Regions from separate parts of the Mus musculus genome. Here regions 1, 3 and 4 are each linked to region 2. A link is a loop called in an ENCODE intact Hi-C map of the cell type or tissue named here. Cell type or tissue: left cerebral cortex. All regions are shown on one strand. Links, peaks and the distances in the headings refer to the core of each region. The heading gives the core; the rest is flanking DNA.

Region 1 (7,538 bases), core at 1,511-6,510, 150 kb after region 2:
CCTGGGCTCTTGACATCGCTGAGCTGCGGCGCGCTCTGTGCCAGGCACGTGACCGCTGCTGCCCTCGAGTACTATGCGTCATCAACCCCGGCAACCCCACGGGTAAACCTATCAGCTCCGCCCCCTGCAGTTTCACTCTTTTTACCCCCCCCCCCCCGCTAGCTCCGCCTCACTGGGCTCCTCCTTCCAGCCCCGCCTCTTCCTCCAGAACCTGCCCTTGCTCTCCAACCCCAAGCGCCTGGGCTGAGCACTCTTGGGCTTGGTTCTCTGTTGCCCGCGGGCGGCTGACTTTCCAGTCAGTGATGCATCTTCACACTCCAGGGCAGGTGCAGACCCGTGAATGCATCGAGGCCGTAATCCGCTTTGCTTTCGAAGAGGGACTCTTCCTGATGGCTGATGAGGTACACACAGGGGCACACAGAGTGGTGAGCAGCAGCTCAGCCCCCAGCCTGAATGACACTGCCACCCCTACAGGTATACCAAGACAATGTATATGCTGAGGGCTCTCAGTTCCATTCATTCAAGAAGGTGCTCACGGAGATGGGGCCACCATATGCCACGCAGCAGGAGCTCGCGTCTTTCCACTCAGTCTCTAAGGGCTACATGGGCGAGTGCGTACAGGCTCAGGTGGTGGTGGTGGTGGTGAAGCGGGGAGGGCTAGAGGACTCTCAGTCACTGCCACGGTGGCGCACCCTCTTCCCAGACCAGCCTCAACTCATGCTCTCCTGGGCAGGTGCGGGTTTCGTGGTGGCTATGTGGAAGTGGTAAACATGGATGCCGAGGTGCAGAAACAGATGGCGAAACTGATGAGCGTGCGGTTGTGTCCACCAGTGCCGGGCCAGGCTTTGATGGGCATGGTGGTCAGTCCGCCAACCCCCTCGGAGCCGTCCTTCAAGCAGTTTCAAGCAGTGAGCAGACCAGACCAGGCCAAAGATACCTGGTGATCCGGCTTTGGGTGGGACTATAGAGGGACACGTTGAAACCCTCTTCCATGATTCCCTCCTGTGACTGCAGGAGAGGCAGGAGGTGCTGGCTGAACTGGCAGCCAAGGCTAAACTCACGGAGCAGGTCTTCAACGAGGCCCCCGGGATCCGCTGCAACCCGGTGCAGGGCGCTATGTATTCCTTCCCTCAAATTCAGCTGCCTTTGAAAGCAGTGCAGCGTGCGCAGGTGGGGCATGCAGGGCTACATGGGGGCCGAGCAGGGTGTGGGCCTGGCGCCAGGCTGTGAGCTGACCACCCTCCTGACCCCCAGGACCTGGGCCTGGCCCCTGACATGTTCTTCTGTCTGTGCCTCCTGGAAGAGACTGGCATCTGCGTTGTGCCTGGGAGTGGCTTTGGGCAGCAGGAGGGCACCTATCATTTCCGGTGAGACCCGGGATGGGTTGACCCTGCCACTAATGGACCTGTACTTCACGCTGACCATTTGTCCTTTTCAGGATGACCATTCTGCCCCCCATGGAGAAACTGCGGGTGCTGCTGGAGAAACTGAGGCACTTCCATGCTAAATTCACTCATGAGTACTCCTGAAGCCACTGCTAGGGCCACACTGGATGCTCTCTGACTCAACAAACTGAGGGTCCTTGGGAGCCCTCACTATTTCTGATTTTGCATAGGGTCTGGGTACTTGTCCCTGCAGGTCCCTAATAAAGCTGGGTGTAGGCCTGATTTGAGGTGGCTGCCTGGGTGACCCCAGCTTTGACTCACCTGACTGGCTTTGTGTAGACACACAGACTCCACATAAGGGACACTGGAAACGGCATCTAGAGGAGTTGCTAAGGATGGTTCCCAGGGAAGGGAGGACCCTCCAGATCGTCATTCCTACATTTGGCTTGAGACAGTGCATCTGTGGGCTAGGTCTTCAGTCTTAAGTGTGGGGCATGTGATGATCGGTTACATAAAATCAACTAACATGCCAGTAAAAGGTGTGACGGCAGAGCATCTGCCTTTTAGGGCCGCAACAGAACCACTTTGGGAGGGGGTGAGGTCTGAGGGAATGCAGGGGAAAGAGACCTCAGAGGCTGTGTCAGAAACAGTAACCTTGCTCCGGGACACAGCCGTGTGTGCCAACCACAGTAGGGAGGTATTCAGCTCTTACAGCCAAGTTAGGACTGACAGCAAGGGCTTGGGCGGTGCCCACCTCCGGCAGAGCAGAGCAGGGGAGGTCCTTTTGCAAAGCACATTTAGGAACCCTTGGGGCAGATGTGTGCTAATGGAAAGATACATCCTGGACTGGGAGGCTCAGGATGAGCCCCTGTGCACAGTAGACACTGCTGGGGTTCAACTTGTTTGGTCTGCAGTGTTCCTCTGCGGTAGGCAAAGCCGTCCTCCATCCCCTAAGTTTTGTGGTACTGGGGATTGGACTCAGGACCACTGAACTATATCCTGCCTGCCACCCCTTTAAACAGCTAAGGTATCCAGGGCAACCTAAACTCATTCTTCTCTTGCCTCAGCCTGAAGAGCAAAATTATAGGGGTTTACAATCATGCCCCAAAAGTAGAACCCATTTTATAGATGTGAACACTTAGATCCTGAGACTATCTGGAAGTGGCAGGATAGCCCCTCCGTGGAAGCAAGGCAGTGCCAGGGTGCTAGGACTTGGACACTGTGTCCAAACACAAAAGAAGTTCCACCCAGTTATCTACTATAATTGAGTCAGTTAACCCAAGGCCTCATTTAACAGTCTCATTGTGGACTTGGGAGGGCACAACTCTGAGAAGGGGGAGAGACTGGGCATGAGCCTTCCCTGCAGAGCCAGAATCACGTGGTCTGGACTAACTACCCTCACTGAATACTGAAAAGGAAGTGGGTATCACGGGCAATAGCTGACTAGGTCCTGCCCTTCCCCACAAAACTCCTGCTTCTGTGGTCACTGACCTGGGGGCAGCTCTGAAGCCACAGTCTCAGCAAGGAATGGGGAGCAGTGCTAAATGCATTGTGGGGCAAAGTATTGGCTCTGTGAGCTAAGTATTAGAAATGCTTCGGGAGCTGGGCGTGGTGAGCCCGCCAGTGGTGGCGCACCCGTTTAATCCCAGCACTTGGGAGACAGAGGCAGGAAGATACTGAGTTTGAGGTCAGCCTGGTCTACAAAGTAAGTTCTATAAAGAAAACCTATCCACACACACATAAAACCAAACAAACAAACAAACAAACAAACAAAAAACCGCTAAAGTGAAAATGCTTCTTCTGGAACGGATCTGGTATCCATTCAGCAGACAGGAAGATACCTTTGAGACCAGCCTGTTACCTCAGCTTCCTTCCTAGCCACTCACATCTACCCGCTGGCATTGTGAGCAGCAGGCTGTCGTGTCCAGGTTTGGCACGAGGGGCGCCAGAGCAGATGATTTGGGTCTGTGTAGGTATCAGTAACCTGCTTAACATTTGGGTTTTAGGCCAATTGAGGACTAGTAGGGGGTTGGCTCCACCCCCAGCCCGGGTTGCCCCGCCTCTCCCTCACCCTGACCCCTGCGCAAAGCATGCCGGTAGTTATGGGCTGTGCAAGACTGCGGTCCCACCATGCGATAGGACCGGTCTATCGCTCCGCATTTTTCTCCCAGCTTCGGTACTTCCGGGATTTCTGGTCCCAGTGTGCGTGTCGGGATTACAGCCTGACTGTCCCCGGCCCTATGTAGGAGGACCAGACCCTGACTGTTCATCCTGAGCCGTCCGATCCCACCACGAACGGGCCATGCATGGGAAGTTGCTGCCGCTGGCCGGCCTCTATCTTGTGCAGGGTCTGCCCTATGGACTGCAGTCCAGTTTGCTTCCCATTTTACTGCGGGCCCGTGGCCTCTCCCTAACGCGCGTGGGTCTAACCAAGGGATTGTATGCTCCATGGCTGTTAAAGCTGGCGTGGGCACCGCTGGTGGACAGGCGGGGCACCCCGCGGGTCTGGTTAACACTCAGCACACTGTCCCTGGGCTTGGTGTGTGGACTGCTGGCTGTGTTGCCTCCTCCGCAAGCTGGCCAAACAGGGCTACCTACCACCGTGATGGGGCTGCTACTGCTGCTGAATCTGGGTGCAGCGGTGCAGGATGTGGCTCTGGACACACTCGCTGTGCAACTCCTAGAGCCAAAGGAGTTGGGACCTGGGAACACTGTACAGGTGGTCGCTTACAAGCTGGGATCAGCACTGGCTGGGGGTGGACTGTTGGTCCTCTTCCCCACTCTCTCTTGGCCACTGCTCTTTTTGCTCCTAGCTGCCACCTACTGGCTGGCTGCTGCCTTAGCCTGGGCTGCACCAGCCTTGGGAAGGCTGCCATGGCCTCAGGCCTCAGAGCATACACCCCACAGCTCCTATCTTCTACAAGATTTGCTGGCTGTGCCTGGGACCCTCTGGACAGCGGGCTTTGTGCTCACCTACAAGCTGGGTGAGTGAGGCCTGCAGTTAGTTACCATCGAGCTTAGAGCCCAAACTCTATGTTGGTCCCTAGGGCCCTGAAACCCACTCAGGGGACTGCCCTATGCTGGAATACCAGCCCAGAGCTCTGTAGCTCAGTTTTGTTTCACCTCTTAACTTCCCTCAGCTCCAGCCAATGCCCAGCCCTTTCTCTTCTAACATCTGGGGCCCATGAAAATGAAGGGGACCAGGGGCCTGACTGGTTGGAGTACTGAGGCTCCTGGAAGAAAGACTGGGGCCATCCTTGCTTACGGTCTCCTGTAGGTGAGCAGGGTGCTGGCAGCCTGTTTCCACTTCTCCTGCTGGACCATGGTGCTTCTGCCTCAGACTTGGGGCTATGGAGTGGCTTGGGTGCTGTGACCTGCTCCATTGCTGGCTCCTCCTTGGGTGGGGCTCTACTGGCCAGGCACTGGTAAGCACTCCCCAACCCTAGCCTGACCCTCAATTCCACCGGTGTCCCAGGTGATCTTACCATAGCATCTCTCAATTCCCACCCCAGGCAGCCACTGAAGCTGTTGAAGACAGTGCTGCAGCTCCGCCTTGGGAGTTTGGCTTGCCAGACTGCTCTGCTCTTCCACCTCAACAGCCCAGGGGCCAGCGTGGACCCTGGCACAGTCATGAGAGGTAAGAGGTGGACATTGGGGGGTAGGGGGCAGGAACCCAGGCTCCCACTGACCTTTCTTTGTTCTTCCAGGGGCAGTTTTGCTAAGCCTATGTCTACAACAGTTTTTTGGGGGTGTGGTCACCACTGCCACATTCACTGTGATGATGCACTGTAGCCAGCTAGCACCCAGAGCCCTGCAGGTAAGAGGGAAGGGTAGGGATGCCCAGGGACTGCAGGGGTAGAGAGTCACTCGGCCCTGATCTGCATTACCATTCCTAGGCTACACATTACAGCTTCCTGGCCACTCTGGAACTGTTGGGCAAGCTGCTCCCAGGTACCCTAGCCGGCGTGCTGGCCGACAGCCTAGGCCCACATCTCTGCTTTGCTGTCTTCCTTGTACTCTCAGCCCTGCCTGTTCTGGATCTCCGCCTGGCACCCAGTAACCTGACCTGAGCTGGATGTTGGTTAGGGCTGTCTATAAAGCCAATAAAGCTATGTATGGCCTGGATGTCTGGGACACAGGAAATGCAGCTCTCCTCAAACTGAAGGCTATGTTACCAGAAAGCACATAAAATTACTGAATGCTTTTTATTCTGCAGTTTGGATCTTCTTATCCCCTTCCTGCAGCCAGAAGGTTTTGCCTGACAGTCAGTGATGGCCACATCATGGCCTTGGTGAGCCTGACACCCTCGGAGTAGTGGCCACAGTCTGGCTTGCCTCATGCCTCAATCATGTGGCACCCTCCCATGTAAGGTGGTCATCGGCCTCTCAGCAGGAGCTCTTCTGTAGCTAGGTGCATCAGGGCATGAAAGTCCAGGTGTAGGTACTTCCTCCAGAAGCGCCGGTCCAGCCCATACACCTGGGCTGGGTAGCATGGACTCGCTAGGGTGGAGCAGAAACACAGGCCTGAGGACTCAGCTGGCTCTAATACCCATCCCCCGCTGGCACCAGGCAACCCCGTGGCCCTCACCAATGCCATGGAAGATGCGGGCCACAGCCCTTCCTGAAAACCTTTCTTCTGGCCTCAGGGACAGGAGCTGGCGGACATCCCGGCGTATTTGGTCCTCCCAGTCCTGAAGCTGTGGGAGGATAGCATGTAACCTCATCTGAGCTACCATAGCATCTGTCATGTAAAATCACACCCGGAGCAGCCAAGGAAACCTTGAGCCAAGCAGGGATTGAACTGTGGGGTCAGGGTTGAATGGGGCCATGTCACTGTCCCAAGCTTTAAGAACTATCCTCAGAGGTGTGGCACTTACCTGAGTCTGCCCAGGTTTTGGACCCTGAGTGTCCGTCATAGTTTCTTCCTCCTCCTCCTCTTCCTCAAAGTAGTAGCTGACCAGGGTCTTCACCTGATTGCTGTGCTCCTCATTAGACTGCTCTAAACAGGGTCCACAACTGGGAAAGGCCACACTGGGGACGAGACAGACCTGTCAAGAGTTGCCCATGGGGTCAGAGCGGGTGGCCTAGGCCCTGCCTACCTCTTTCCCACCTTCGAAAGGCCTTGGACATTTGGTGTAGGTGGGCCAGGGCCTTGTGTTCACGAGCCTGCACACGGTTGTACAGAAAGTCACAGATCTGGTCCTTTTCCTCATCTGTCAGGTCCCCGCGACTGTGCAGGTGAAAGGCCAACTCGCTGAACTTCACAAGCACTCCGGTGCCCTGTGCTGCGCCTGTCAGCGAGTGTGTGGGTCGGAGGGGAACAGCTGGCTAGCACAGCCCAGCCTGGGGTAGTGGTGGGCATACATACCTTTCTTTGGCTCTGGGTCCCACTTCAGCTGGTGGAGAGCCTGCCGTACAGAGGCCAACTTCCAGCCCATCGAGTCTGCCAGTTCCACCACACCAAACTCTAAGGAGCTCCTGCCCTGACTTGTGTCTTTAGGTGGCCACTTGGCCTGGCATGCAGCCAAAGGGGGACACCTGTGCCCAAGGAACAAAGGAGTTTATGGCCAGCAGCTCTTATTCTTTATCTTTATCCTTACCCTGAGGTAAGATGTGCTTACCTGTGGGCCAGAGCTTGCAGCTGGGCACTGCCGCCAAGGCAATGCAGATGGCACTGGGCGTAGGTCCAGGGCAGCAGCTCCAACCAGTGCCGAGGGTGTAGTTCCAAATAGCACAGCAGAGTCTCAATAGCTAGAGGCAGAGAAAGGCTCAGGAGAGGTGGCACCAGCCTCTCCCTGTAACCCAAATCCTGCTTGGCTCCTTACCCTCCTCTGTCATGTCCAGAGCCTGTACTGTAGACTGCACTGGGAGTGCCCGCTCATGGCCCAGGCAGGCCTGGCCCAGTACAGGGTATGTTTGTTGGCCACTGTGCTCTTTGACTTCCTCAGGTGAGGACTTGGAAACAGGTCTCTGGCTGCAGGTGCAGGGTGGGAACACACGCTGCACCAGCCTCTTCACAGCTAGGAAGTCAGTGCTGTCAGCGTGGGCATGTCTGCGCAGTTCCCAAAGGTCTTCACCCTGCATTGGGACAGTCATATGCACAGAACTACCACACTTAGGCCCAGGGCGGCAGCTTACAGGAAGACAAGATAGC
Region 2 (7,538 bases), core at 1,080-6,079:
GTTAAAGCCAGACTGGGTACTGCGAGCAAGGAATGCCTGTAATCCTAGCACTCAGGAGGCAGAGGCAGGGGGATCACTACAAATCCCAGGCTGTCCTGCCTCAAAAAATTCAAAGAGGGGACTGGGGAGAGGAAGAACAGAAGAAGACAGTAAAATAAAGGTGTGTGGGGGGGAATGGAGGGACAGAGAGAGGGGGGGGGAATAAGGTAAAACAGCCAGGGTATTATCAGGTAGTAGGGACTGAGGGAGCTCAAAACAACAAATCACATATCCTATGAGCAAAGTGGTTGTATCTCAGACCCACTGCATGTTACTGGTGCTTCTATCTGTCTGATGCAGGCATTTTCCTGAACTAGTAGATATTTCAGTCCCTTGTACATGATATGTGTTAAATTTATTTGCCAGTCTTCCCCCTGCATAGCTCCCTTATGTTGAATAGGCCACAAAATGCTTCAGGGTCTTTGGCTTCCTCAGATCGACAACACAAATGACCAACTTTAGAATCATACCACAAGGTGGAGCTAGAGAGTTAAGAGCATTTGCTGCTGCTCTGGCAGGGGACCCAGCTTTGGTTTCTAGCGTCCACATGGTGGCTCACCACCATCAGTTACTCCTGTTCCAGAGGGATTCTTTTTGTTTGTTTGTTTGTTTGGTTTTTTGAGACAGGGGTTTCTCTGTATAGCCCTGGCTGTCCTGGAACTCACTTTGTAGACAAGGCTGGCCTCGAACTCAGAAATCCGCCTGCCTTTGCCTCCCACTTCTGACCTCCTCAGGCACCAGACATGCATACAATACACATACACACACGCAGGCAAAATAGATATACACCAAAAATGAATACATATTAAGGGGGATAAAAGGACTGGCAAGGCTGGGCGTGGTGTTGCACGCCTTTAACCCGAGCACTCGGGAGGCAGAGGCAGGCGGAGTTCGAGGCCAGCCTGGTCTACAGAGTGAGTTTCAGGATAGCCAGGGCTACACAGAGAAACCCTGTCTTGAAAGAAACAAAAAAACAAAAACAAACAACAACAACAACAAAAGGACTGGAAAGAGGGTTTAGTAGGTAAAAGGCACTTTGTCACCAAGCCTGATGACCTGAGTTTGGTCCCCGGGTTCCACATAGTTAAGGGGAGGACCAAGTCTCATGAGTTGTATGTCATAGGCACACAGAATTTAAAAAGGAAGGAAGGGAGGGAGGGAGGGAGAAAGGAAGGAAGGGAGGGAGGGAGGGAAAGGCAGGTAGATCACTGAGTTTGAGGCCAGCCTGGTCGACACAGAAAAACCCTGTCTCAAAAACAAAACAAAACAAATGAAACAACAAAAGAAAGAATGAGACCACAGGTCTGGGGGGATTGTTATACCTGTAATGAGGAATTCAATTGGAAGTTGGGGGGCCCTGGTCCCCAGATTCATGGCCTGATGAAAACTGTCCCATTGGGAAGATGCAGGGAGCAGGAGTTTACTGTACTGGGCTTTGTGTATCCATCCCTCTGGGGCGGCTTTGCAGCAGCTCTGATCTAAAGCCCATGAGTTTCCTGTTGGGGGGAGGGGGTATTGTAGAAGAAGGATTGGGAACTAAGGCAGCCTGGAGTGGGAGTCATGTCAGAATAGTCTTCTCTGTGGCTTTGCAGTGTGTAAGAGCTTCCTGGGTTGGAAGCCAGATGACATCTAATACGGTCAGAATCTCAGTGGCATATTTAAGAGGGCATTATGGGCAGTGAGGAAACCCCTCTCTCTCCAGGTGACTGCACAGGTACAGAAAGCATGGGCTGAGGCATCGCTAAATGGTGTCCCATTTGTGCCCCTAGCTGGAAAGTTCTAGTGAGAGCAATTACTTCTTCTCTGGAGGCTGATGCAGAATTACCCCCAAAGCACCCACATTCTATCACCTTTGTGAAACTCACGGTTGTATTCCCTGAAAAGTCTGTGTCGTACCTCCATAAGCCATCTCTGTCTGTGAACAAAGTAGCCTCGGAAGGAGGCTCATCCTATAAGGCTTATTATCTATTACTGCAGGTGAGGCGGAGTCTCTCCACACAGAAAAGCTGCAGGGTCCTCAGGATTAGGATCTGCCAGTAAAGGTAGTAGGATTTAAGTTTGGTGGGAATTATAGCAGGCTCTGGGGGTTGTTTTGTCTTGTTTTGTCTTTTAGTCTTTTGAGACAGGGTTTCTCTGTGTAGCCCTGGCTGTCCTGGAACTCACTCTGTAGACCAGGCTGGCCTCGAACTCAGAAATCCGCCTGCCTCTGCCTCCCAAGTGCTGGGCTTAAAGGCGTGCGCCACCACTTAAAATCAAGACTGTTATATCTTTTAAAAGGGGGAAGCGGAGAGGGTAGGAACAAGAGCTGAAGAGACAACCTTCACTGGATCTGCAGTTTAGATACACTGCCCCTAGCAGTTACACAGGACCACAGAGGAATGGAAGTTTGTCTACCGAAGAGGTGAAGAGGCCGATCAAGTGGGTTTGTTGACCAGGCTTGTCATTAGTACTACTGAGGAGGATTGAGTACTGGAATGTTAACAAGAGAGGGCGGTCATCACAGAAGAAAAAGAAACACGACCCCTGTACTAATAAGGAATATAATTTGGAATCTGGAGAAATCTGGAGTAAGAATGCTTACCATTCAAGGTAGAGGACTGAAGAATGACTCTCACCCTCACTGGGCAGCCTACAATCACTTGTAAGTTCAGCTTCCAGTCTCTAGCTTCTCTGGACACTTGCCCTGGTCAGATATACATTTTAAAGAAAAGAATGTAACTTTGATTCTTGCAATATCTAATGAAAAAATAGAAGAGCTCGCACAACCCCAGGGTCTCATCAGTACTCAGAGGAAGAGGGATGCCCTTCTTTTTGGGCTCCTTATGGTCCAGGAATTTGTCCTTTTTCAGGTTCAACCTGTGTGAGGTCGTCAGATATGAGCCGGCCTTCCCTCACAAGAGAGAAAGGACATTACTGCTTCCAAGGGTTTCCCACTTTGATGATTGTACTTGACGCCAGAAGAGACTCAGTAACTTTGAACTCTCCCAGCAGAAATATCAGCTGATCAATAACAGGAAAGAATCCTTTGACCGGAGGCTTAGTTAGTGCCTGCAGACTGAACTGAGTGGCCACTAGATGGCGCTCTAGAATCTCCTGAGCAGAAGAGACAGTGAGGCTTTCAAGGTCTCTGCTTAGTCATTAAAAACCTTGAAAGCGCCAGGTGTTGAAGGCACATGCATTTAGTCCCAGGCCAGTTAGGGCTGTACAGAGAAACCCTGTTCAACGGAACAAAATCAAAACAAAATGCCTTTAAAGCTGTCTTGATAAAGTATGGAAGGGATTTTAGAGTTCTTGATCTAGCTATTGGTCTGAGACAGGGTCTCAATATATCTGCTCTAGCTGGCCGGGAACTCACAGAGATCCACTTACCTCTGCCTCTTGAATGCTGGGATTGAAGATATTTATATTGTTGGTTTGCTTGGTTGGTTTTTGAGACAAGGTTTCTCTGTGTGATGTGCAATCCAGGTTGTCCTGGAGCTTGTTCTGTAGACTAGGCTGGTCTCAAATTGACAGAGATCCCCCTGCCTCTGCTTCCTGGGGTTAAAGGTGTGTGTTGCTGCCACCCACCACCACCACCATCCAGTTTTGATTTGATTTTGATTTTTTATTTATTTTATTTATATGAGTACACTGTAGCTGTCTTTAGACACACACCAGAAGAGGGCATCGGATCCCATTACAGATGGTTGTGAGCCACCATGTGGTTGCTGGGAATTGAACTCAGGACCTCTGGCAGAGCAGTCGGTGCTCTTAACCACTGAGTCATCTCTCCAGCCCTTGATTTGATTTTTAAAAACTTGATTTCATATGGATTTGCACTGTGTGTATGCCTGGTGCCCACAGAAGCCAGAAGCTGAGTGACAACCCTCCTTGAACTGGAGTCACTATGCCATCATGTAGATTTGGGGGTAGGAAACTGTCCTGGGGAGGCAGAGGGAGGGTTTTCCCCCCTGGCTTAAGTGAGATGGGTGCTGTGGTTCTCTTGGGATGGTAGCAGGGATGGGTGTGGAGTGGATTTATTTTGATAAAAATATTTTGATTATATTTACTTATTTATTTTGTGTGAGGGAGAGTGTGCAAGTGTATGTGCATGTACATGACATGGTGCACATATAGAACAACTTACAGAAGTGCATTCTGTCCTTCTACCATGTAGGTCCCAGAAATTGAACTCAGGTTCTCAAGCTTGGGAGCAAGTCCCTACCCATTGAGCCATCCTACCAGCTTCCTGTAGTGTTTTTTGTTTGTTTGTTTGTTTTTTGTTTTTTGTTTAATGTGCAACTAGAATACAATACCCTAGGGGGCTGACGAGATGGCTTAGCGAGTATGAGCACTGACTGCTCTTCCAAAGGTCCTGAGTTCAAATCCCAGCAACCACTTGCTGGCTCACAACCACCTGTAATGAGATCTGAGACCCTCTTCTGGTGCGCGTGAAGTCAACTACAGTATACTTATATATAATAATAAGTAAACTTTCACAAAAAGAAAGCCGGGCGTGGTGGCGCACACCTTTAATCCCAGCACTTGGGAGGCAGAGGCAGGCAGATTTCTGAGTTCGAGGCCAGCCTGGTCTACAAAGTGAGTGCTAGGACAGCCAGGGCTACACAGAGAAACCCTGTCTCGAAAAACCAAAAAAATAAAAAATAAAAAAGAGAAAAGAAAACAATACCCTAACCCACTGGTTGTGAAAGGACACTACGATGTCCCTGGGTTCCCCACAGTCAGTCCAGAGCATGTGCTGTTGGGCTAGAACAGTGTCTAGCATTAGGCGGGCATTTGTGTACTAGCAGGCATAAAAGTCATGGAGGAGCGCACAATCCCCCTCTTAATCAAAAATAATGCTGATAACACCGGGAACCGTGGGACCTACGGGACTGAGAAGCGATGTTCTGAACTTCCTGATAGATAAGATTACTGCCTGGCCAGAGACTTTCTGATAAAACACAATTCAGACCTTTGTGTTTTCCCTTAACAGTTAATCTAAAGGGGCTGTCAGTCACCCCATAGAAAATGCCCCATAGGAAAGTTCTGCAGACTCTCAGTAGTATGAAACCTATGTAAATAGGTCTGTGCGCAGGCGCAGTGGCCTCTCCCGCTGTTGCTCGGTCTCATCCCGTGAGGGTGGGTTTCTCGCCATACCTTGGAGCATGGTCCAAGGTCCACAGGTTTCACCCTGTGAGAGTGTCTTCCCTCACCGAGGTGCCTTGGCCATTGTTCGTTGAGCTTGCCTCGTTTTACTTGGTCATAAACCTTGATACAAGTAGCGAGCCAGTGGAGATCTGAGAAATATTGCAGTATTGCCTCACCTTCTAATGTTTCCTAAATCTGTTGGGGGGGGGGGAAGCTTTATTTGGGTTAAGAAAACAACACACATACAACAGGCCCACAGAGAGAAAGACCCTCAGACAAACGGGAGACTCAGGAAGCTATCACCCAGCTCTTCTCTGAGGGCTGGGTTTTTTAAAAAAACATCTTTGGCCAGCACTTGGGAAGCAGAGGCAGGCAGAGTTGGAGGCCAGCCTGGTCTACAGAGTGAGTTCCAGGACAGCCAGGGCTACACTGAGAAATCCTGTCAAAACAAAACCCAAAACCAAAATCAATCAATCAATCAATCAATCAATCAAACAAAAAAGTCTTCGAAGGGTCTTCCTCCCCTGATTTGGGGTTGGGGTTAATCAGATTGAAGAAAGACAATCTGGATGTTTGACCAACAGCTGTTGTGTAAGCATTGCCTAATCTGACACCAACCTGTTGAGCCAGTTCTTCAACATTAGGACCTGCTAGAAGGAAAAAACCCAAAGGGGCTTTGTTTTAAGATGTCAGACTTTGTCTGAGTCAGGAAGCCAAAGAGGAAGGGTTTATTACCTAGCCACTTAATTATCTGTTACCCTTTACCTAGGTAACTGTCCCCTACCCATCTGCCTATCAGGGAGTCTGTTTAACTCCCAATCTCTCAGATGGACATCAGGTCCCTATTTGTGAATAGGAGGATAGATGAGATGGCACTTCTGTAGGGCGGGACTGCATCCTCAAAATGGAGTCAGATTCTGCTTGTAAAATGGAGTCCCTTGGGGCAAGACAGTCTGGCAATCCAATGCTTTGCATGAGATGCAGGACCTCAGAGCAGGGCATATCCTGATCTCCACGGACCTCAATCCCCTAGAAAGATCAAGTATGCTAATCAGATCCCAAAGTTATCAATTAAATTCCTTTCTAGGAGCTGCTGAGAGGGCTCAGTGGGTTAAAAAAAAAAAATCCCTGGAACCGGGTAAGGGTGGAAGGAGAGAACCAAGTCCACAAAGCTGTCTTCTGACCTCCACACACACCCCACAGCACAAGTAACTCCATCAACCCACACTCATACAATAACAATAAATTAAAAAGAAAAAAAAAAAAAGCTTTGTCAGAGGACTCATCTTACCCAGAGCCTATCCTCTTATCCCCAGAAACTCTCATTAAACTCTCGATCTTAGCCCTTGATGCCTCTTGGGTACCCTTTACTATATCCAGTTGTGTCTGTATATGACAAAGCCCAACCTTTTCTTTTCTTTCTTTCTTTTTTTAAGATTTATTTATTTTATGTATGTGAGTACATACATGGTCGCTGTCTTCAGACGCACCAGAAGAGGGCATCGGATCCCATTACAGATGGTTTTGAGCCACCATGTGGCTGGGATTGAACTCAGGACCTCTGGAAGAGCAGTCAGTGCTCATAACCTGTGAGCCATCTTTCCAGCCCCCAACACAGCCTAATCTTTAAGCCTCTGTAATTAGTAAATCGCAACCCACCGTCAAAGAATATGGGTTACAAAGATCACATAATGCATGGAAAAAACCAAGACAACCCATTCAATGGGCAGAAGGGGTGTTAAGTAAAACATATGGGTGAGGCCAGGCATGGTGTAACATGCCTTTAATCCAGCGTTCAGGAGGCAGATCCAGAGGCAAGAGGGTCTCTGTAAGTACAAGCCCAGCTTGGTCTACATAGTGAACTCCAGCCCAGGCTGGAAACGGCAAAGCACAGACTGATAGAAAGATTTATCAATACAAATTGAGACCATGGTGGCACATGGGCGTATTCAAATCATATCAGGAAAACCAGCCCTGCAGACTTATGTATGAGACACATCACAATGGGACATAATGAGACCCTGCTCAAAAAAAGAAAGAAAAATATATATGTATATACCCGGTAGAGGGAGTACAGGGATGACAACATTCTGAAAGAGGCCAGCTGATGACACACACCTTTAAACTCAGCACTCCGGACGCAGGGGCAGATGATTTCTGAGTTTGAGGCCAGCCTGGTCTACAGAGTGAGTTTCAGAACAGCCAGGGCTACACAGTGAAATACTGTCTTCAAAAACAAAATAAGGAGACTGAAGAGATGGCTCGGCGGTTAAAGAGCACTGACTGCTCTTCCAAAGGTCCTGAGTTCAATTCCCAGCAACCACATGGTGGCTCACAACCATCTGTAATGGGATCTGACACCCTCTTCT
Region 3 (7,538 bases), core at 957-5,956, 86 kb after region 2:
TTTGACCCCAAACAACTGACTTTCAGCTGGCAGTGGTCAGACAGAACCCTTGTGTCTAACGGCCACTCTGGCCCTGACCAGTTCTTTCTGCTGGGAGCTTCTGATTACCATGTCCCATGCTCCATATACACACCCGGCCTCCTCTATGCACTCCCACAGAAGCACCGGTCACCCCTTCTGGTCCTCAGGCTCCATAAAGACACACCATTTCCAGCACACACCAGCCCAGCACACAAGGCAGCATTTGGCCCTCACCGCTCTCTGAGAGTTCCAGTTCACTGGTCTCTGGGGCCTCACTGGCTTCTTCCTCTTCTTCCTCCTCTTCCTCCTCCTCTTCTTCTGTGTCTTTTGCCATACTCAGTTCCTGCAGTCTGATTTCAGTGTCACGGGCTTCTTGTGGCTGCAACTTTAGTTGCACGGTATAAAGGTGCTGTAAGATCTGCCTCTGGGGAGCAAAGATGTCCAGTTGAACAAGCAGGACCACCAAGAGCAATTAATGCAAGGAAAGACAGGTTGAGAAGAATTCTAACTTCAAGGTCAGCTAGGGCAACTTAGTGAGACACTGTCTCAAAATGAAAATATAAAATGGGCCAGGGGTAGGTAGGTAGGTAGGTAGGTAGGTCACGAGCAAGATCTTAAGGTCAAAAGCCAGGAAAAAAGAAAGCTAGATTGATTTGGGATGGTAGGATGGGCTCTCATACCTGCAGCTGGAATCTCTGGGCCTGCTGGGCACAGCAAAAAGCCTTCTGGAAGCATGGAGCTAGCAGCTCGTATGCGTCTCCAGCCTCCTCACGTGACAGGGCAATGTTGAACCAAGTCTTAGCTTCCTGAAACAGAGGGAGAAAAACACAAGGTCGGTGGCTGCCTACCACATCCAGCTGCCCACAGCCAATAAGCTGGCTTCCCTTAGATCTGCTTTGTCTCTGTCCTATCTCCAGTTGACAGACGGTCCTCGGAAGGAACAGCCTTTCTCTGGGAAGCATCCGCTTGCACCCACTATGGAGAATGGTGGGCTCAAAGTAAAGTACAGCCACCAAAATACGCCTGCCTGTATGTGCACAGGGGGCGAGGGCGTGTCACCTCCAGAGCGTTGCCCTTGCGCAGCCTCAGTTCTTCCTCATAGTGGTGCACAGCCTTGCGGTGATCCTTCATGTCTCCCAGTGTGGTGGCCAGGGATACGTGGATAACAGCCAGCTCCAGATCTGGTCTGTTCAGCAGCTCAGCCAAGTGCAGCTAGGAAGGCAGCACAGTATGTCTCAGACCTTTTCGTATGTCGCTTGTCACTCTTCTCCTGCCCTATGTGGGAGGGGGGCACTCACCTGCTTCTGGTAAGCCTCAGCTGCCTTGGGAAAGTCACCCGCTTTGGAGAACAGGTCCCCCAACTGTTCACAGATAGCCATGGCACCTTGAAGATCATTGCCCTCAGCCTCTTCCAGCTGCTGCTGCAGCTGGATCACTGCCAATACTGCTGGAAAGAATCTCGAGTGAGGGGGAGGCGGGATCACATAGTATAGGGCCCCAGCAACAGCCTACCACCCACCAGCCATATTCCCTTAGACAGCAGCCTGGGAATCAGGAAAAGTGTCTCAGTGTGACCATTGGGTAAAAAAAAAAAGTGGGTAGTGGGGAACTTGACCACTTGGAACTTTTGAAGGTCAGAAGAGTAAGTGTGCTTTAGCAGCCTAGAATGGTGCTTGGTCTGAAGAACTGGTGACCGTCACTGTCAGTCTCGAAGGTACAGTATGCTGCCTGTGCTCCTGCTTCCTAATGCTGCTTTGTGACTAAGGTCCAGTCAGTTTCCCATAGAGCCTCTAGTTTCCTAGACACCCTGTGCAGCAGGCTTAGCCCAAGGCAAGGGTCTTCAACAAACAGAAATCTACCCTTGCTGTCTGTCAGAGGCTCAGAACATAAGCTGGATCTCTCCTGTCAGAAGAGCAGAGACCTTCTCAGACCCCTGAGGCTCTCAGTTCCAGGCCCCCATGCAGCCTCACCATACTTGAGACTCTGACAGACAGTCACTCTCTGGTTAGGCTTCTGAGAGCCCAACCTATAGGCCTTCTTCAGGGCTCGTTTGGCAGCTAAGAAGTCCCCCAGATCTTGGAGCACCTGGAAAGAGGGAGAAAAAAACTAAGACCTGTAGACCAAAGTCCAAGCCCAAGGCGACGATGAAAGGAGAGGTACCTGGGACACTAGCACGCAACATTCACTCTCCATGAATCTCATCTTCATAGCACGGGCACATTCCCGGGCCCCTTCTAAGCAGCGCATGGCCTGAGAGTGCTGCCCTCCGCGCCAGTGGATGGCACCCAGGTTGTATCGGGCCCGGAACAGATCTTCATAGAGATGGTTCTGCCTGTGGGGGATGGGGTAATAGGAGCTCAGAGCGTCTGGTGTCCACCAACCTTGGAACAGTGAGACACCGAAATACCTATGATACTATTGATGTTCAACCAGTTACGGCTATTAACACCACCTAGACCCCGGCTCGACCATTCTGTGGTTTCAGGCCTAAATGTGCGTGGCAAATGAACAACTTAGGCAAGCTGCCCTCTTGGAAGGATCCCAGGGGACCACCTACTCCCTCTTGGGGACAGGGATGGTGCCTCCTCACTCAGCAAGAAAGATGCTCTTTTTGAAGTAGTTGTTGCACAGGGCTGTCTGTTGCAGGCTCTCACAGGTGAGACCCAGATTGAGGTAGAGACGGGTCCTCATCTCACTCAGTTCCCGCTGGGTCAGCATCCCTGGAAAAAGAACAGCTTTAGGGACTCAGTTGCCCCCACCCCCACCCCCAGGATATGGGGTTTTCAGGCACTCCTACCCTTTATCCCATCTCTTATTGAGTGAGCCAGGAGTCTGCTGCACGTAGAATATAGAGAAGGAGCAGGTGCCTGACAGGTTCAAGCCTGAAGAGCAACACAGGCCTTGGAAAGGGAGGGCCCAGAGGGAGCCTATGGGGAGAATCCAAGAAAGGGGACATACCCTCTAGTTTCTCATCCACAATAGCCAAGCTCTTCTCAAAGGCAGCTTGTGCCTGCAACAAGGAATCTCTTGATTGGCAGTGGTCATATATATCCAGATGGGTGCGGCCAATGGTGGCCCAGGCTCGCTGTAGTTCAGTGTGGTTGGACAGGGAACCAGCCAGATCCAGGTAGAGATGCTGGTGCTAATGTAGAAAGAAAAAGCATTTGACATGATCCGACTCCCAGCAACTCCAGCAGTCTGATACCAGAGGAAGCTACTCTTAGAAAAGAGACCCTTCTGTTTCCCAAATTTCGACAGAGTTGGGTATACCCATGTCCTATCTTTTCTATGCAAAGGACTGTCTATGGCAATGGCTGTTCTGCCCTGCAGCAGTGCTGTCATGGGAGACCACTAAGGGCTGCATGGAGTGTTGCTCTCAATAGCAGTGGGTCCTGAGCCTTCCTCATTCAGTTGTCACAAACCCATCCATTCCCCACCACCACCACCAAGAGGCAGGCAGCGCCCCAAGTAGACATAAGAAGGGTGTGACTGCCTGCCAAGTCAAAGGTCCCTGAATACTTATTTGCATACTAGCCCTCTCTCCTCAACAAGTGAAGGTCCTGTACCTTCAGAGCAGCAGAGTAATTCTCCATTTCAGCCAGCCGTTCTCCAATCTTGCGGTGGGCCACAGCGCAGCCTAGAGTGTCCTGGACGCTCTCTAGCAGATGTAGTTCCTGCTGGTGCTCCTCCAAAGCGTCCTTGAAGCGGCCTGCCGGAAGAGGGGCGTGTGCTCAAGGTGCGCCATCACCCAGCCAGTCCCCTGCCTCCAGCTAGTCCTCTCACCGCTCCGGCTCACCGTGGCTAGCCAGCAGCTCCCCCAGCTGGTGGCAGTAGGCCGCCTCCTCGCGCAGCTGTCCATTCCTCTGGGCCCTGGTCTTGGCCTTGCTCAGCTCTGCCGGAAGAGAGAATCGAGTCTAACCCAGGACCCGATCCACACCCTGCGTCCCGACATGCACTCCCCAAAATACTCACGGCGAAGCTCCTGTTCCAGGGTCATAGCCAGACAAGCCACCGCCGCCGCGAAAATCTGCACTTCCCGCGCTTCCCTGAGCCCACGCCCATTTTCTCACTCCACCCATAACACGCAAGGCCCACCCACTCTTCTGAGCGCATGCTTAACCCCGCCCCTTCGGTGGCCCAAGTGCGGTAGACTCCAGGCCTTCTGGGATTTGTAGTCCTACTGGCGCCATCAGGTGGCAGAAGGTCTGTTGGGTAGGATCTGGGCCTTCAAGGCTGCTGTCAGAGTACGGGCACCCAAGCAGGAAGTGCCCTTTCTGGTGAGTTACCAGGACTACAGACTGACCCTGCTCCCCTGAAATCTACCTGCCTTTTTTTTTTTTTTTTTTTTAGGATTAGACGGGCTTGGTGGCATACGCCTTTAATCCCAGCACTCAGGAGGCCAAGACAGGCAAATTTCTAAATTTGAGGCCATCCTGGTCTACAGAGCAAATTGCAAATTCCTGAAAAGCCAATGATGCACAGAGAGACAAAAAAAAAAAAAAAAAAAAAAAAAAAGGAGGGGGGTCTGGATAGATGGCTCAGTGGTTAAGAGCACCGACTGCTCTTCTGAAGGTCCTGAGTTCAGGTCCAAGCAACCACATGGTGGCTACAACCACCCGTGATGAGATCTGATGTGTGTGTGTCTGAAGACAGCTACAGTGTACTTGGATATAGTAAATAAATGAATCTTTAAGAAAAAAAGATTTTTTAAATTTCACGTATGTGTTTACCTATATATATATATGTGTGTGTGTGTGTGTGCACCTGCCGTGTGCCTAGTGTCTGAAGAGGCTGAAGAGGGCAACTTGAAGAGGAGTTACAGCTTGTTGTGAATCATCGTGTGGATGTTAGTTACCAAACTTAGGTCCTCTGCAAGTGTAGCTCTTAACTACCGAGCCAACTTTCCAGCTCCCAGCCTGCCTTTTTATTACAGGTATACTGTAGTGCTACCCCCATTTCCTCTAGACATTATTATTTTTAAAGATTTATTTATTTATTTATTTATTTATTGGTTTTTTTTTGAGACAGGATTTCTCTGTGTAGCCCTGGCTGTCCTGGAACTCACTCTGTAGACCAGGCTGTCCTTGAATTCAGAAATCTGCCTGCCTCTGCCTCCCAAGTGTTGGGATTGAAGGCACGCGCCACCACGGCCTGGCAGATTTATTTTTTATTCATATGAGTACACTATAGCTGTCTTCAGACACACAAGAGGGCATCAGACCCCATTACAGATGGTTGTGAGCCTTGCAGCCTCCCTGGGGACCAACGCCCTCATGGCCTCCTGGGAGCAGAACAGGGGCTACCCTGTTCCTCAGATGCATTTCTGCCCGTCTACCATTCTCTGGTTGCTGGGAATTGAACTCAGGACCTCTGGAAGAGAAGTCAGTGCTCTTAACCGCTGAGCCATCTCTCCAGCCCTCTTCTAGAAATTAAAGCACATATCACCTATTTACATTTGTGAAAAAACTTGGAAAAAAAATACAGGTGCTCATATAGTCCTGGCTGGACTCAGAGATCCCCCTGCCTTTGTCTCCTCCATTCTGTGATCAAAGGCCTGTACCACCACTTGTAAGTTTTACCTTAAAATTTTAAATTATTATCTTGTGTGTATGGGCATTTTGCCTGTGTGTCTGTGTACCAATTGTGTGCCTAGTGCCCATGGAGGCCAAAAGAAGGCATCCCTAATTGGGGAGAGGGGCTGGAAGGGTGAGGGTTAGTATAGGGGAACAAGGGGAATAGAAAGATGGCTCAGTGGTTAAGAGCACTGGCTGCTCTTCCAGAGGACAAGGGTTCAATTTCCAGCACCCACATGGCAGCTCACAGCTGTCTGTAACTCCAGTTCCAGGGGATCTGACACCCTCCCAAAGACATACATACAGGCAAAACACCAATGCACACATAAATAAATAAATGAGTGGATGGATGAACAAACAAACAAACAAACAAACAAGAAAGACAAACTGGCAGTACACACAGTTATGAACCACCATGCGGGTGCTAAAAAAATCAAAGCTGGGTTTTCTGCAATAAAACTTTGGCCAGCACTCTTAAGCATGGAGCCAGCTTTTAGCCCCTACTCTTGCAACTTTTAAAAAGCAATATAATACCAAAAAACAAAAACAAAAAAAAAAAAACCTGTGATATTTATGATTGGGCATGAGGACTTAATGAAACTGTTGGGTGCCCTAGGGAACAGCTCACATGCAAAGGACACAGAAGGGCCCTGGCTAAAAGGGGAGGAAGGGGCTTTTTCAACTAAACAGAACAGTTTCTCCTATGTGGTATCAGTGTTCCCAGAAGATGCAGTAAAACTGCCTAGCTTTGTACTGCAAGGCAGTTGAATGAGAATATAGGCTGGAGAATTGAAAGCAAACCAGATTCCTTACCTGCAAAGTGCCCGGAACTCTATTTGGAATTATGACTTGGGGTGCTCTGTTCTCATTACCCTGAAGACCAAACACTTCCCTGGCTATGTGGCAGACGTAACACTCACCATCTATCAGGATGTGTACCGAAGGGCCCACTGGAGATGTAGTTCAGGATCCCACAAAGCCATGGGCGTGAGACATAGGAGGAATTAGTTTGTCTTTCGCTTTTGAGTCAGGGTCTTCTGGAGCCCAGGCCAGCCTCATCCTCAGCCGGTGGCTGGGGATGATGCTGGGCTCCTGACTTTATTTCCCAAGTACTGGGATTACAGGCATGTGTCTGCCACATCTATAAGCTGACAAGTTTATTTTCTATTCTGATCAAAGCATCGGGAGCACACATTATTTTTTTGGTTTCTCGAGGCAGGGTTTCTCTGTGTAGCCTTGGCTGTCCTGGAACTTACTCTGTAGACCAGGCTGGCCTCGAACTCAGAAATCCACCTGCCTCTGCCTCCCGAGTGCTGGGATTAAAGGTGTGCGCCACCACTGCCCGGCAAGATCATTCTTGCAAAGTTGTGCAGGGTGAGAAGGAAAATCAGATGCAGGTAGACCTCCTCTGAAGGGCAGGCTTGAGGCTAGGCCTTGATGGGTCCCAGGGTGTCAGAACAGCTATGGAGATCCACGCTGCCCACCCTTTCCCATCTGAAGCGTGCCTCCGAAGTCAGGTCCACTACCTGTAAGGCAGGTTGGTGAGCTGTGTGAGGGGCACAGTGAGAGACGAAGTATGGGATGGGAGGAAGGTACAGAATCAAGAGGCGTAAGACACAGGGAAGTCCCTCAGTGCTGTGGGGAAGACCATGACTTTCTTTCCTTCTAGACCTGGAGTTCATAAAATAGGAGTCTGTAGAGACCGAGCTATTCTAATGTATTCTATTGTGTTAAGAGTGTTCTCTTCCAGGCGTGGTGGCGCATGCCTTTAATCCCAACATTCGGGAGGCAGAGGCAGGTGGATTTCTGAGTTCGAGGCCAGCCTGGTCTACAAAGTGAGTTCCAGGACAGCCAGGGTTACACAGAGAAACCCTGTCTCAAACAAACAAAAAAGTGTCCTCTTAGATCATTACTTGTCCTATAAGACAGTATTTCACAAGCAGT
Region 4 (7,100 bases), core at 1-5,000, 74 kb after region 2:
CTGTTGGAAAAGCAGGCAAGAGTCAGTCAGCATCTCCAGGCGTGGTTATAGAACCAGTGACAGCCACATGGTGTTTGCAGTGGCCAGGTGAGGATCTGCTACCTACCTCATACAGCTCCGGCTTGTTCCCAGGGGCTGCAACAGAGCAAGGAGGAGCTGACAAGGGTGACCCCAGGACAGGCCCACTTCAGTTACGTCCCAAGAAGGTGTCTCCCATGCCATGTATCACAGAGCTCAAAGGGAAGCACAGAATAGGGGCTCCAGCCTCACCTCCTACCAATATGGCCTCTAAGAGGCTACATACAGATTGCTAGGTTTAGCTCTCTTCCCCCGCCAACATGACTGTAGTTTGTACACAGAACCACAACTTGGTACAAATAAAAGCCTGTCAGATGCTTCACACATGCAGTTGGAGACCCAGAGTTGCTCAGGATGCCAGAGGTTCTGACCACATTGGAGTATATTCTCGCTCCCCAGCAGGGTATTGCAGGGGCCCTCAGATTCCCACCAGAAATAATTCTGGCCCTAGTCATTACCCAGGGCCTAATGACTACGGGATGGACGTAGCAGTGTGGTCCTTTCCCAACAGCCCCTGCAACAGGGAAAGCCTTGGCTCCTCCCCTTCCTCCCAGTTTAGCCTACACTCACCTCCAACACCAGGAGTAGCTGGGATCCCGTGGAACATCCTGCAGGCCCAGGCAGCTATACAGCACAAGAGACCTGGAAAGCAGAGCCAACACTAACTCAAGGGTCCCCTTACACCTTAAGAACTGGGCTCTGGAGATCAGAGCGTTGTGAACAGCTTTCCTGCTCTCTACAGGAACGGCACAGGATGCTAAAGGACTGTCATGGGGGAATGTCATGTCAGGCTTTGAGGATGAACATCGAGTGCCATGGGAGTCCTGCCTGTTAGCTGGGTTAGGGTAGGGAAGAGTAGCTGTTAGAACTGGGGCAGCATCTTGGGCACAGGGGAAGGGCATTGTTGCAACATCTTTCAGTGGAAATGAACTGAGACTAGGTGTCCGGGGCTTTCTGTGTGTGAGGGAAAGTGTGGAGGTAGGTTTTACCCTAATCTGTGGGAGATACTGGAGAAATGAATAAGGGCAAGCTTATTGGTTGATGCGGCAAAGTGGCGGAGGCAAGGCCCAGGATAGGTCCTGTCTAATAAGGAAGCCAGCCCAGACACGCCTCAGGATTTGAAATGGGGTGAAAACAAATGTTCAAGGAAGATGGTCAAACTGAGATGGAGTGGCTTGAGGAGCAGCGAGAGCTACCGAGGTCGCAGGAGCTAGGAATAGCCGGCGGAGTCGCAGAAGAAAGGTGGGTACCCTCACAGACAGGGGAACCTGAACTGTGGACCAGCAATGCCACTTGACAGCGCCCATCACCTACTGAGACACTGGCCGCGCGGCAAGGGCCGCTGAGCCCCAGAGGAGACGGGACCGGGACACCTAGACCAAAGGGTTCCTATGAAGAGGGGACCCGGCCACCGCCGCTGTGTACCTGGGGCGTTTGGAGTCCCGGAGATGGCGACAGAAGCTCGGTGCTCGCTTTTTCCGCCTGCGCCTGCCGGGAAACCCGATCGGCAGCTCGGCACTCATCCTCTAACCTTGAGCCTACGCACATAGCAAGCCAAATCCATTGATCGGCACTCGGCTTTTTTTGCCTGAGCTTGCGCTCTGGAGTAGCTCCGCCTGTCAAGGCTTTTACAGCTCACATCGCCCACCCTTTTCGCAGAGAGCTGACACAAATGAGATAGCAGCATAGTTTATTAAGGTTTTTCTTTTTCTTCTGGAGGAAACGGCAGGACTAGGATCAGAGGCATTTAAAGAAGAGCTTGGAACTTTGGTCCATTGTGCACGCACCCTCTGGCAGTCTCTGACACACCGAGTCTCGGTCTTTGGTGCTCAGGTCTTTGGTGCACAGTTGCAACTCCTGCAACTGCACGAAGATCTTGTCCCAGAGGTCAGAGTTCAGCGGCCCTTGAATAGAGCAGCCTGTGGGGGTGAGGAGGAGGTAGGTTTAACTTACACACCCACAGGAGGCATAGTGCTTATGTTGTACCTCGGAGCCTACATTTTGGCTTGTCCCATCATAAAAAGGACTCAATATATCTGTATACTGTGGGCCCTCGGATCTCTGGAGGCTAGTGAATGCCAGGCCTTGATCAAGTCAGAGATCCCAGTAGGCTCAAGGTTGTCAGGGAACTGGATGAAGCGCACAGCTGCCAGAAATACCATTGTGTTGGGAAGAGGGGGTGAGATACAGGAAAAACCCAGGGACTCCCCTGTGCTCAGTTTTTATCCTCCAGGGGGAAAGGCTGCCACCCTCAAATCTCAGCTGGGCAAGGCAGTGGCAGGCCAGGCCATCAGGCACACTTATAAGGTGGAGAGTGCGTTGGTGTAACGGGACAAGCTAGCTTATTAGTAGATAAGGCAAGGAAGGAGGGAGGGGGGCAGGTTGAGAGAGCAAGCACCCCTTAAGCGGAACTTGGATCACTGACTGGTGGACAGGAATGAGGAAATAAGGTTTTCTGCAAGTAACAATGATTTGCTACCCTCCTGACCCAGAAAACCCCGCAAAAACAAAAGGTCCAAATCATGCCTGCCCTGGTGGCATCCGCCTTTAATCTCAGTCCTCTCCAGGTAGAGAGGAAACTTTACAGAGCTCCAGAACAGCCAGGACTACACAGAGACACCCTGTCTCAAAAAACAACAAACAATTTGCCACTCCAAAAGGAGGTTCAAATCTTCATGATCATTTTAAGAATACCCGAGGAGCTGCCTAGGCTGTGAGGGGGTGTGCATGTGTATCTGAAAAATGTCACTTTAAAGAAGCAATGTGCATTGTTTCAGAGGTCTGTCTATAAAGGTGGAGTTGGAAAATGTTTGCCAGGCCAGTCAGTCAGTGGCCCCCAAAGAAGTTTTGATATATGTTCTCTTACAAAGTTTGGATATATGTTCTCTCTGGTCACTGTTGAGTTTTTATGGTGAACTAACCCATGGGTTCCCCCTGTAAGTAAGTAAGATGATTCTCACTGAGAAGGAATAAACTGTTCCTAGCCAAAAGAGAAGGCTGCACAGAAGAAAGGATATCCCACAACCAAAAGCTAAAGGAACAGCTGGGCAGTGGTGCACACCCTTAGCCCCAGCACTCAGGAGGTAGAGGCGGGCAGATCTCTGTGAGTTCAAGGACATTTTGATCTACACAATGAGTTCCAGGACAGCCAGGCATATACAGAAAAACCCTGCTTGAAAACAAAACAAGCTGGGCAGTGGTGGCACACGCCTTTAGTCCCAGCATTTGGGAGGCAGAGGCAGGCAGATTTCTGAGTCTAAGGCCAGCCTGGTCTACAAAGTGAGTTCCAGGACAGCCAGGGCTATACAGAGAAACCCTGTCTTGAAAAACAAAAAACCCAACCAAAATAACAAAACAAAACAAACAAAAACAAATTATTTTGGGACTGGAGAGATGGCTCAGTGGTTAAGAGCACTGACTACTCTTCCAGAGGTCCTGAGTTCAATTCCCAGCAACCACATGGTGGCTCACAATTATCTGTAATGAAATCTGATGCCTTCACACTTGTCTGGTGTGTCTGAGGACAGCTACAGTGTACTCATTTGGCGGTGCACACCTTTAATCCCAGCACCCTGGAGGCAGTGAGTCTCGAGTTTGATGCCATCTTGGTTCCAGGACAGCTAGGGCTACATAGAGAAACCCTGTCTCGAAAATATAAATAAATAAATAAATAAATAAATAAATAAATTCAAATTGCTTTGTGTGTACTGGTGTTTCATTTCATTTGCATGTCTATCTGTGTACTGTGTGAAGCCAGGCTGCCTGCAGATCTGCCTTCAGATCCCTTGGAACTGAAGTTCCAAAGGTTGTGAGCTGCTATGTTTGATGCTGAGATTTGAAATGAGGGTCTCTGGAAGAGCACCCCTAAGTGTTGACCATTCCTCCAGCCCCTCCTTTGGTTTATTATTATTATTATCACTATTATTATTATTACTAGTACTATTATTTTCTTTACTATGCAGCTTAGGCCATGCTTGAGGTAATCTGCCTTAGTGCTTCCTGCCGTACTCTGAGCCACCAGTCAGTCTTGCTCCTTGCCCTGGTTACACCACAAACTGCCTTTCATCACAACAGCCTTGTGGAATCTCGCCGATGGCAGTGACTGCCCCTTCTGCTGGCAGGACCCTGGAAAGTAAGCCCTGTGTTAGGTGAGACACAGGAGCCATTCTTGTTCCTAGCCCTTACCTGATAGGCCAAGGAAGCTGAGGCCTTGGGACCGCTCTTGGAGGGCAGACAAGAGCTCCTCTAGACTGGCACAGCTGACCTCGGGGTTGGCAGACAGGTCCAGAGAGGTGAGTGAGGGGCAGCAAGGGAGACATCTACAATGACAGGGGACATGAAAGCATGAGCTGGCCAGGAAAGCCCTTGCTTTAGTACTAGGGAAGTCTGTCCCTTGGCTCTGGGAGCCAAGGATCTCTGCAGTGCCAGCCAGAGGCAGTGCCATGGCCAACTCTAGGGGCAGGATCGGGGGCAGGAGGGAATGTTTTACCAAGGAAAAATAAAGGACAGGCCAGAGTGAGAAGTTCTCATACCACAAGGGCATGGCAAGAAACTCAAGGAGGGTAAGCATGCCTGCCAGAGCCATCCCTGGAGACAGTGGACGTCAGAAAGAGGTGACACCACCTGACTCATTCATCTTCATGTCAGACTCCCTCCTCACAGGAGAGCCAGTGGCTCAGGGATGGTGTGTTACCTGCTCAGTTCTCTCACGGCCTTGTCACCCAGGCAGTTTGCGGACAGGGTTAGGTGGGCCAGAGCACAGCCTTCCTGGACGTTAAGAACAGGGCAAAAGGCCATGCCTAGTGGGCACCCATCCGTCTACCTTCCTCCCAGCAGAGTCCCATCACCAAGAGAGCTGAATGGAAAGGAAACACCTCTTTTCCAAGCTATAGGTTATAGATGCCTTGTAAAGACCACAGGGGCCTGGCGTGTCCCTTGGAACTTGCCTGAAGTACCACCACCTGGCTCCCAGGAGTCCATGGGTGTTCTTCCCAACCCCCAGCCCTTCCCTCAGACTCCGTACAACATGGCAGGGTTGCAGTTAGGTTTTGGGCCTTGGGATCCCTGTGTTCTGGTTTGGCAGTCTACTCCATACCTCATACCTTGGTCAAGTATTTGATAACAGGCTCTATGATACCCGAGTTGCTCTTGCTGGCTGCCACAGAGCTTAGGTCCAGACGTTTGAGGGTACAGGCGGGTAAGGTCTGCAGCACCCTCGCCAGGGCAGGAGCGCCGAGCAGATTGTACGATAAGGACAAGGTTTTCAGGTGCACAGCATCTGTACGGCAGAAGGACTTGTGTTAACTCATTCAGTGGCCCCTGCCCCTTCCCCACCCTAGAGCTCTGACCCCACAAGCTCATGAATCCTTTAGAGAAACTGTTACCCCTGGACTTTTTGTGAGAAAATTGAGAAGCAGTGGCTCTTGTCCAGTCTCTAAGCCCAGTTTTTACCTTTCCATATTCCTGGCTGGTAGGCATAAAGTTCTGGGCCAGGACATTTGTGAGTGAAAGTCAGGACACTTCCCTGACCATTAACACCTAATCCCAGGCCCCTCCCTCTGCTGGGCTCCACTGGGTCAGCCCCAGTCCTCAGTCCTCTGTACTGGGGCCATGTCACTGAATCAGGTGGGCTCGCAATGAAATTGGCTCAGGAAGGAAAGATAGAGGGACTTTGAGGGCAGACATGGCCTCTCTGAAACCCTACTTGTGATATGTGGGGGCTAGAATGAGTTCTGAAAACAGCCAAAGCTGGCCAAGAACCAATTTCTGCTGGGACCCCAGCTATACTTGGGTCCTAATAGGAACTGGCCCTTCCCTCAGAAGCCAGATCCTGATATTCTAGGACCCCTCTGCTCAAGGTTTTGAATCTTCTCAACCCCGGGGCCAGGGAATACACTTAACTGCTCATCTTACCTTGGAAGGCACCGCCCAGGGCAGCCTGGTGGCTCAGGAAGAAACTGGAGCTGAAGCCACAGGCCTGTAGGCGCAGGGTGCTGAGCATGGGGCAGGCCCGCAGAAGGGAGGCCAGGGCCTGACCACAGCCATCTCCTAGTGGGTTCATACTCAAGTCCAGCTCCTCCAAGTTCTATAGAAGGGATGGGATGGGCGCTGAGCTCATAGACTCCCCATGTGGAGTCTCATCTCCACAGGGGTCCCATTCCAGGGACACACACTACCCAGCTCTCCCAGATGCACCAGACCACCAATGGCTCAGTGGGGATAGTGATACCCTGCAGCTGTTGGCCCAGTGTATGCTGGGGTCTTTACCTGCAAAGCAGCCTGGCCCGAGGAGCCTTCCACAAGCTGACGCAGACCTTCCTGGCCCAAGTGATTGGAAGAGAGATCGAGGAGGACCAGGTTAGGCGTGGTGCCCAGGGTGGCCAGCAGCTCGGTAGCGCAGGCATCACCTAGTCGGTTCCCTGCAAGGCGTAGCTCCCGGAGTGCTGTGTGTAACTTGAGGGCCCTCAGCAGGGGTGTGAGCTGGGCTTGGCACAAGGCTAGGGAGCAGGCACTGAACGAAGGGCTGGAACTCTGGTGGTCCATGGCATGCAGCACTTGCTGGTGCTCCCCTAAGAAGAGAAGATACAGGGTCAGGTCACCAGGGCGAGAGCTCAAACCTGACGCCCGAATCCTGCAGGCAAATAAAATGGTCCAGGCAGTAATACGGAGCCTATTCCTAAAAGCCTTGGATTTAGTATCATGCAAGGAGCTTTTGTATAAATTGGGGTGGGGGTGGGGGAGCTCTGATCTCCTTCAGTCACATTTACATCTTCCAGTCACCAGTTACTGGTGACCTCCAGGCCCCCTCAGACTCCTCCCTGGGCTTTAGCTGTGACTTAGGCTGCTTCAGGAACTCTCATTCCAAGGGCCTAGGATCCTAGAACTGTCTGCTCCCACCTGTCCCCCACTTGAGGGTAAAAGGTATAAAGCTGGGCTGGAGAGATGGCTCAGAGGTTAAGAGTACTGGCTGCTCTTTCAGAGGTCCTGAGTTCAATTCCCAGCAACCACATGATGGCTCATAA

The links. Hi-C counts contacts between places; a loop is a spot of excess contacts. Peaks named below come from ENCODE experiments on the same cell type or tissue, not always from the same donor. Only the 100,000 strongest peaks of a DNase experiment are listed, where the experiment ranks them.
Region 1: it touches region 2 in a loop (5-fold over the local background); 11 of 42 quality-filtered maps call a loop at or near these places.
Region 3: it touches region 2 in a loop (4-fold over the local background); 29 of 42 quality-filtered maps call a loop at or near these places.
Region 4: it touches region 2 in a loop (2.5-fold over the local background); 29 of 42 quality-filtered maps call a loop at or near these places.

The regions. Positions count from the first base shown.
Region 1 is chr15:76,697,982-76,705,519 of GRCm38, forward strand. Gpt (glutamic pyruvic transaminase, soluble) reads left to right here. Exons shown (of 11, transcript NM_182805.3): 5 at 1-102; 6 at 322-401; 7 at 475-611; 8 at 734-908; 9 at 1,015-1,170; 10 at 1,255-1,367; 11 at 1,439-1,694. The coding sequence ends at 1,529. Mfsd3 (major facilitator superfamily domain containing 3) reads left to right here and starts at 3,561. Exons shown (of 5, transcript NM_027122.3): 1 at 3,561-4,369; 2 at 4,663-4,810; 3 at 4,898-5,022; 4 at 5,093-5,202; 5 at 5,282-6,258. The coding sequence starts at 3,688. The coding sequence ends at 5,455. Recql4 (RecQ protein-like 4) reads right to left here. Exons shown (of 22, transcript NM_058214.3): 16 at 7,210-7,462; 17 at 7,006-7,135; 18 at 6,753-6,922; 19 at 6,495-6,675; 20 at 6,262-6,415; 21 at 5,973-6,081; 22 at 5,572-5,884. The coding sequence ends at 5,760. In left cerebral cortex, for the core only: CTCF peaks have their summits at 3,325 and 4,201 (motif pointing left); DNase peaks (open chromatin) are centred at 3,032, 3,455 and 4,187; H3K4me3 peaks cover 1,219 bases; H3K27ac peaks cover 1,723 bases.
Region 2 is chr15:76,549,785-76,557,322 of GRCm38, forward strand. No RefSeq gene overlaps it. Among named protein-coding and RNA genes, the nearest start is that of Gm35739, 3.9 kb to the right of the region's middle. In left cerebral cortex, for the core only: a CTCF peak has its summit at 3,121 (motif pointing right); a DNase peak (open chromatin) is centred at 3,122.
Region 3 is chr15:76,635,861-76,643,398 of GRCm38, forward strand. It overlaps Tonsl (tonsoku-like, DNA repair protein), which reads right to left and starts at 4,069. Exons shown (of 26, transcript NM_183091.3): 1 at 3,994-4,069; 2 at 3,818-3,913; 3 at 3,588-3,730; 4 at 2,980-3,163; 5 at 2,612-2,741; 6 at 2,182-2,353; 7 at 1,992-2,106; 8 at 1,320-1,465; 9 at 1,081-1,233; 10 at 702-827; 11 at 256-445. The coding sequence starts at 4,018. Cyhr1 (cysteine and histidine rich 1) reads right to left here. Exons shown (of 4, transcript NM_001357882.1): 4 at 7,535-7,538. In left cerebral cortex, for the core only: CTCF peaks have their summits at 3,850 and 4,067; a DNase peak (open chromatin) is centred at 4,140; H3K4me3 peaks cover 1,060 bases; H3K27ac peaks cover 197 bases.
Region 4 is chr15:76,624,486-76,631,585 of GRCm38, forward strand. Vps28 (vacuolar protein sorting 28) reads right to left here and starts at 1,599. Exons shown (of 10, transcript NM_025842.4): 1 at 1,504-1,599; 2 at 649-720; 3 at 107-135. The coding sequence starts at 685. Tonsl (tonsoku-like, DNA repair protein) reads right to left here. Exons shown (of 26, transcript NM_183091.3): 21 at 6,346-6,647; 22 at 5,992-6,163; 23 at 5,181-5,356; 24 at 4,772-4,845; 25 at 4,264-4,397; 26 at 1,752-1,997. The coding sequence ends at 1,816. In left cerebral cortex, for the core only: a CTCF peak has its summit at 2,297; DNase peaks (open chromatin) are centred at 693, 1,168, 1,646 and 2,341; H3K4me3 peaks cover 2,439 bases; H3K27ac peaks cover 2,592 bases.